2 separate regions of the Homo sapiens genome follow, and region 1 is linked to region 2. A link is a contact called in ENCODE Hi-C or POLR2A ChIA-PET data. All regions are on one chromosome and are shown on one strand. Each heading gives the region's core, a stretch centred on a gene start or an enhancer-like site at or near the end of the contact. The rest is flanking DNA. Distances are from core to core; before and after follow the strand shown.

The links. Hi-C counts contacts between places; a loop is a spot of excess contacts on that map. ChIA-PET counts read pairs that join two places held with the same protein, here RNA polymerase II (POLR2A). Pooled maps may share reads with other maps.
Region 1: a pooled map shows a loop between it and region 2 (9-fold over the local background). The contact joins the promoter of SLC38A2 here to the promoter of PUS7L in region 2. A Hi-C loop is called at or near these places in 1 of 37 single-sample maps with no recorded cell type and 7 of 50 pooled maps. POLR2A ChIA-PET finds 5 or more read pairs at or near these places in 1 of 52 experiments (activated CD4-positive, alpha-beta T cell).

What each region holds. Positions count from the first base shown.
Region 1 is chr12:46,371,357-46,374,069 of GRCh38, forward strand. SLC38A2 (solute carrier family 38 member 2) reads right to left here and starts at 1,417. Exons shown (of 16, transcript NM_018976.5): 1 at 1,153-1,417; 2 at 1-23. SLC38A2-AS1 (SLC38A2 antisense RNA 1) reads left to right here and starts at 1,427. Exons shown (of 2, transcript NR_187299.1): 1 at 1,427-1,506; 2 at 1,957-2,422. RefSeq lists enhancers at 347-496, 577-906, 596-1,299, 1,157-1,236, 1,917-1,976 and silencers at 927-1,126, 1,327-1,666.
Region 2 is chr12:43,757,519-43,760,384 of GRCh38, forward strand. PUS7L (pseudouridine synthase 7 like) reads right to left here and starts at 1,272. Exons shown (of 9, transcript NM_031292.5): 1 at 1,212-1,272. IRAK4 (interleukin 1 receptor associated kinase 4) reads left to right here and starts at 1,433. Exons shown (of 12, transcript NM_016123.4): 1 at 1,433-1,498. RefSeq lists enhancers at 960-1,009, 1,350-1,459, 2,080-2,139.

The sequences.
Region 1 (2,713 bases), core at 167-2,666, 2.6 Mb after region 2:
GGTGCAGCGGCCCGCGAGTCGGCCTGCGAAAGTAGAGGCGGCGCGTCAGGACCGCAGCGCCAGCCCGCCGCGGTCACGTGACGCCGCCCGGAGGCGCAGCGCGGCTGATTCATCCCAGGCCAGGCGAGTGGAAAAGTACCAGCCGCGCGCGAGGGGCGGGGGCGCGCCGAGGGGCGGAAAAGTACAGACGGCGGAGCCGCGGGGAGAACAAAGATGATGCCACCGCTGTGTTGCGGCCGTCGAGGCCCCCTACTCCGGCAGATTTCAGTATTTCACCCTCTCTATTGTCCCTCGTCGGAGTGGAGGGGGCGAGGGGGGGTTCTGTTTTGCTTTTTCCCAGTCGCTCCAAACTTGCACAGGCACTCAGGGCACACATCCAGCCCCGACCCTGGCTCGTGTGCATGCAACCTAGGCGCACGGCTTTCCGTTTCTAGCATTTGGAACAGCAATGCTGCGTAATCTGTCCTTTACTGCCCGGAGTCCCCACACGGAGAAATGCCTCTGCCGCAGACAGCCTTCCCCAGGAGGCGGAAAGGGCCGACACTACTCCTCTCTCGAGGGGGGCGAACGCCCGGGCCCCGGGAGCTGGGGGTTTGTTTACACACGCGCGCCAGTGCCCTCAAGCACACCCGTCCACAGGCAGCTGGCCCGCGAGTGCTACGCCCGCCCAGCCCCTCCTATGTCCGGAAAGAAAACTGATGCAATATCGATCGTCGATTGTCAAATGTTCCCAACTCGTCTTCCCCAATCTTGGCCTCTCCTGTAATACATGCCCAAGCCCACCTCCGCCGCCCCCAGATTCCTGGCTCCCTGGACTTAATTTTTTTTTTTTATTAAATGCAAATCAGTCACAAGACTTGCCGCAGCAGAGCCGCTGGCCGGGCTAGCTCCCCTCCCCCTAATGGGAAGATGCGGCTCCGCACCGTGCAGGCACGCGGCCCCCGCCCAGCGCCCGCTCTCCTACCCACGTCGCGGGCGCGACACCCGCGCGGCGGGCCAGGGTGGAAGGCTGGCCAGCCCAACCGACAACGCCCGCCTCGAAAGGAAACGGACCCCGCGGCCGCCTTCCCGCGCGGCCCCTCCCGGAAGCCCCTCCCCCACTCTCGCCCGGGCCCCGCGCCCTTCCCACAGACGCCCCCCCGCACGCGTTACCTCGGTGGTCTCTATTCTCACGCAGACGTCTTCAGTGGGTTTCTCTCAGTCAAATACAAATCATAAAAAACAAACAAAAAATTTCCCCAAATCCAACAACAGGCAGGAAAAATAATTTTAATAAAAAAGGAAAAGACAAATTGCCGCCCCAATCCTCCGGCGTCCGCCGTGTCAAGGGAAAGGCGCGAGCGTGCGGTAACGCGTGGTCGGGCTGCTGCTAGCAGTACTGGAAAGGCGTTCTAAGGCGGCGGCGTCGCGCGGCTGTGGAGCAGCCCTGCGAGCGGCGGGTTATAGCGGCACCCCGGGGACGCGTCAGTGGGCGGGACCGCGGCCGCCCGGGCGCCTTCTCTTTGTGTATCAACACCACCTGGGCCCCGCCTCCGACCCGCCCAGACCTAGGCCCCGCCTCCCTGCCCCTCCCTCTGCGGCCCGCGCCCGCGGCCCAGCCCCGCCCGCAGGCGCCCCCAAGACTCTCCCGCAAAGCCCAAGCCCACTCTCTCCAGCTTTCTAGATAGTCTGGAAAGACCCCCAGATGCTTCCCCTGCCTATCCTTTTCAGCCAGGGTTGGTGCTCAACACATGCGGTTGTCTTTGAGGAGCCATCTCCTTAAAATTTTCTCCTGTCCGAGTCACCAGCAGTCCTTGCTTTCGGGGGACACATCAAGGCTTTTGGGGGACACCACCCTCCCACCAAACACTTTCTTGATTGTTATTTTTGTGATTTACAGTGAAGTTTTGTCTCACAAACTTGGGCCAAGGCAGCAAGGTTGTCCTGATGGTTTGTTGTTCTTTCTTTTCCACCTAGACCTGCTTTCACTCTTCAAAACTAGCCGGAGGTCGGCGAGCAGCTCCTTTTCGGGATGTGCTTTTTGTACGGCCATGGAAACTGGACTAGCGGAAAGGCTACCTTTTGGCCAGCAAGCCAGGCCCCTTAGAAAGAGGCCCCAGTGGGGAGCCCGGCGCTCCTAAGGCCGTTTGGGAGTCCCCAGTTTTCCACTCGCTGACACGTTGCTTCTCTTATCCCACCACCGCCGCCCCGGGCAAAGGCACTGCCTTGTCTGAATGCGGGTCTGAGGCGCTTTCTGCGGAGCCTGGTCCTTTCCCTTCAATGGTGATGTGTGTGGTCTTGCTGAGCCAGGCAACTAGGGGGACCCTTCGCTGTGGAAAAATTGGTGCTGCGGGAAAGGCAAGACTCACTCCCTTGCAGGAAACAAAGACCCCTTAGGAGAGAGAAATGTTCATGGAATGAATGAATAAACAAGTTTGACCTACTGCTCTCTTCCTTTTGGGGACTTGGGAGAAATTGGGCAGGGCATAGAGGAAAGGGCTGGGTGTGATCGCAGTTTTTGCTTTCAATGTTTTACTGAGGAAATCCGTACAACTGCCTATTTCCGCCGCACGTGAGGCTTCGGGTGCCCTCGCCTGCACCAGTGTTTATGATTGACAAGCGAGGTCCCGATTTCCCCCATCACACTCCTGTGTTCCCTACCCCAAACCTTCTACTCTGTTCAGGCCAGTCTTCCCTACCGCAAACCTTCTACTCTGTTCAGGCCAGTCTTAAA
Region 2 (2,866 bases), core at 22-2,521:
TAGGTAAAGTTTTTCTTTATTATTTATTGTATATCTCCTCCAAAGAGAATGTTAGTTCCACGTGAGGAGTAACCTTGTCTGCCTTATTTACTACTGATGATCACACATTTTGAACAGTGTCAAGCACATGGTAGGTCTGCAATAAATACTATTGTTAAATAAATGAAATAACTAGTACAAAATAAGAGCTGTAGGAATGAAGTGGAAGATAATTAGAAGAGGCATAATGCAAGAAGTGGCCATCTAAGTCCTCCATAGTTCAAGAGATAGAAATGAGGCAGAGACCTCACAAGTAATGTACAAACAAAACATGCAATGTGTGCAAGAAAAACAAGCAGTCCAGATACAGAGCAGTGGGGATGGGAATGCAGGGAGACTACAGTGCTGGAAAATGTAGCTGAGTTAGTACCAGATTATGGAAGATGTTGAATGCCCTGACAAGGACTTAGAATCTATTGGGTGGTCAATGGATGGCTACTGTTAGTGTTTGAGTAGAAAAGTGACACAATTCCAAAACATGCTTTTGGAATTGTAAGATGATTCTGATGGAAATGAGCAAGATGTATCCGATGGAGTAACAGTTAGAGGAGTTCAAAAACAAAACAGCATGGTCAAGAACATAGCTGTAGGGATTGGCCCTGAAAGAATAATGATCTTTTCTTTCTCCCAGAAAAAAGGAGGAAGACAGACATTCTAAGCAAGTGAAACAGGTAGGGAAACTTGGGGAGAATGTAATTCCAGCATCCTGGTAGAAGAGTGGAACTGACCTGGAGGACAGCAAAGGAGCCCACGTGGCGTTAAGCCTGAAGGTGCAGTATTCCCATTCAACAGAGACTGCTGCTGACAGTGGGCGGGGGAGTAGTTTGCTTGGCCCGTGGTTGAGGAATTCGTTGGCGGAGGAGGGATCCTGAGAAGGTACTAGAAATACTGAACCCAGTCCTGCAGAAGCTACTTAACTTCACAGAAAACTAGGGCGTCGTTGCCCTCCAGCACGTCCAAAGGTGTCCCCGACAAGGCCAGCAGCTCTACCTGTTTCTTCTCCCTCCTCTTACTCTGCCTGTCCAAAGGCACGACACTAGTCCACGTCACCTTTCTTTGGGCGCAAAGGGTATGGATCCTCAATGCCAACCTCGTCACCCCCCCCCCCCACACACACACACACACACACACATACAAGCCCACCATCGCGCAAGAAACTCGACCCCGTCTACCTCGGTTCAGTGGAAGGCATTCATTTGCACAACGCTGTGCGCATGCCCGGAAGCCTTAAGTGTTTCAGCCTCCGACAGGGGCGTAATTAAAGGGGCAGGCGCCCACGTAAAGACGCGCCCTACGCAATACGTGGAGTTTCTCACTTTGTGGAGCCGCCTGGAGGCGCCAAGATGAAGCCCATCGGGGAAGTGGGGCGGGGCCAACCCGGCAGGCCCCGCCCCTTCGCGGCGCTTCCTAGTTCGGCTGGTTCTTCTGTCGCCGGCTTCAGCAGCCCGCGCCCGGGCAGGTAAGGCATTCCCCGCCTTAATGCCTCGGTCAAACGTCGTCCGAGGTCCGCTTCCAGGCCTCGGCACCTCTGCCCCAGGGTTGCTGGGGTCGGCTGCGGAACGGAAATCTCTTTATCATCCGTGAGAAAAGTTAGAGAGGAAGTGGGTTCCTTTGACAGAGCTTACTCCAGAAGAAAGACTTGGGTAGGTCCCCGGTAATCAAGAAGTTCGTCGGCCCTGAGGAAGAGCCTGAGGCTTGGAGGGACGTCACCCAGCTGTTCTGGGGCGCAGTCGGACCTCAAGTTTCTCACCTCTCAGGCCCTGGATTCCGTGAACCCGACTGCGAAATGAAGTCTCTTTTCCCCAGAACCAGGAAGTCAGGCCAGCACCTGACAGATGCCTGTGGCGCCAGCAGCTCGCTGAGCCTCCACACGATTGTAATTCGCTTGTTTCTCCGGCCTCCAAGCTTCCAGGGAATTAGAAAGTGGAGGCGGCTTATGGGATCAGATGAGTACATTCGCAGATGGGGGAAAAAAGTGTACCTGTCAGCTTGGAAGCCAGAGGGAGACAAAGGGATAAAAGCAAACCCTGTCCAGGTGCGGTGGCTCATGCTTGTAATCCCAGCACTTTGGGAGGCCCAGGCGGGCGGATCGCTTGAGGTCAGGAGTTCGAGACCAGCCTGGCCAACATGGTGAAACCCCTGTCTCTACTAAGATACAAAATTTAGCTGGCATAGTGGCGGGCGCCCGTAATGCCAGCTACTCCGGGGGCTGAGGCAGGAGAATCGCTTGAACCCAGGAGGCAGAGGTTGCAGTGAGCCGAGATCGTGCCACTACACTCCAGCCTGGGCAACAGAGGGAGACTCCGTCTCAAAAGAAAAAAAAAAAAAAAAAAGCAAACCCTGAGAAAGCGAGAAAGCACTTTGAGCATTTAGAATGGGAACAAACGGCGCTATTAGTGCTTCAAAAACGTAACTGCCCAAGGCCCCTGGTAAGCAGAGGATACTAAAATCTGCCTTTTCCCTTTCTTGGAGTGGTCCTTGAAGAGGGCTATCGGGAAGTTCAAATTTCTTCTGTTTTCCTGCAGAGCGTTCATTTGAAGTTTGCTTTCTACCTCTCCAAACTGAGCTTCTGATATTCCAGGCCAAACTTGCTCCTTCCTCAGCCTTCTCTATCTCAGTAAATATCGGTAAACTTGGTTATGCTGTCTTCTCACTCTCCACATCAGCCCATAGCTTTCTATTGGCTCCACCTCAGAATCCTAGGACTTCTGCACTTGCTCTGCTACGACCCTGGTCCCAGCCTGCAGCACGTCCCACCTGGCTTATTGGTAGGCTCTCCTAAATGCTTCTTTCTTGCTTCTCTGTCCTTACTCCAACATCCTTTATT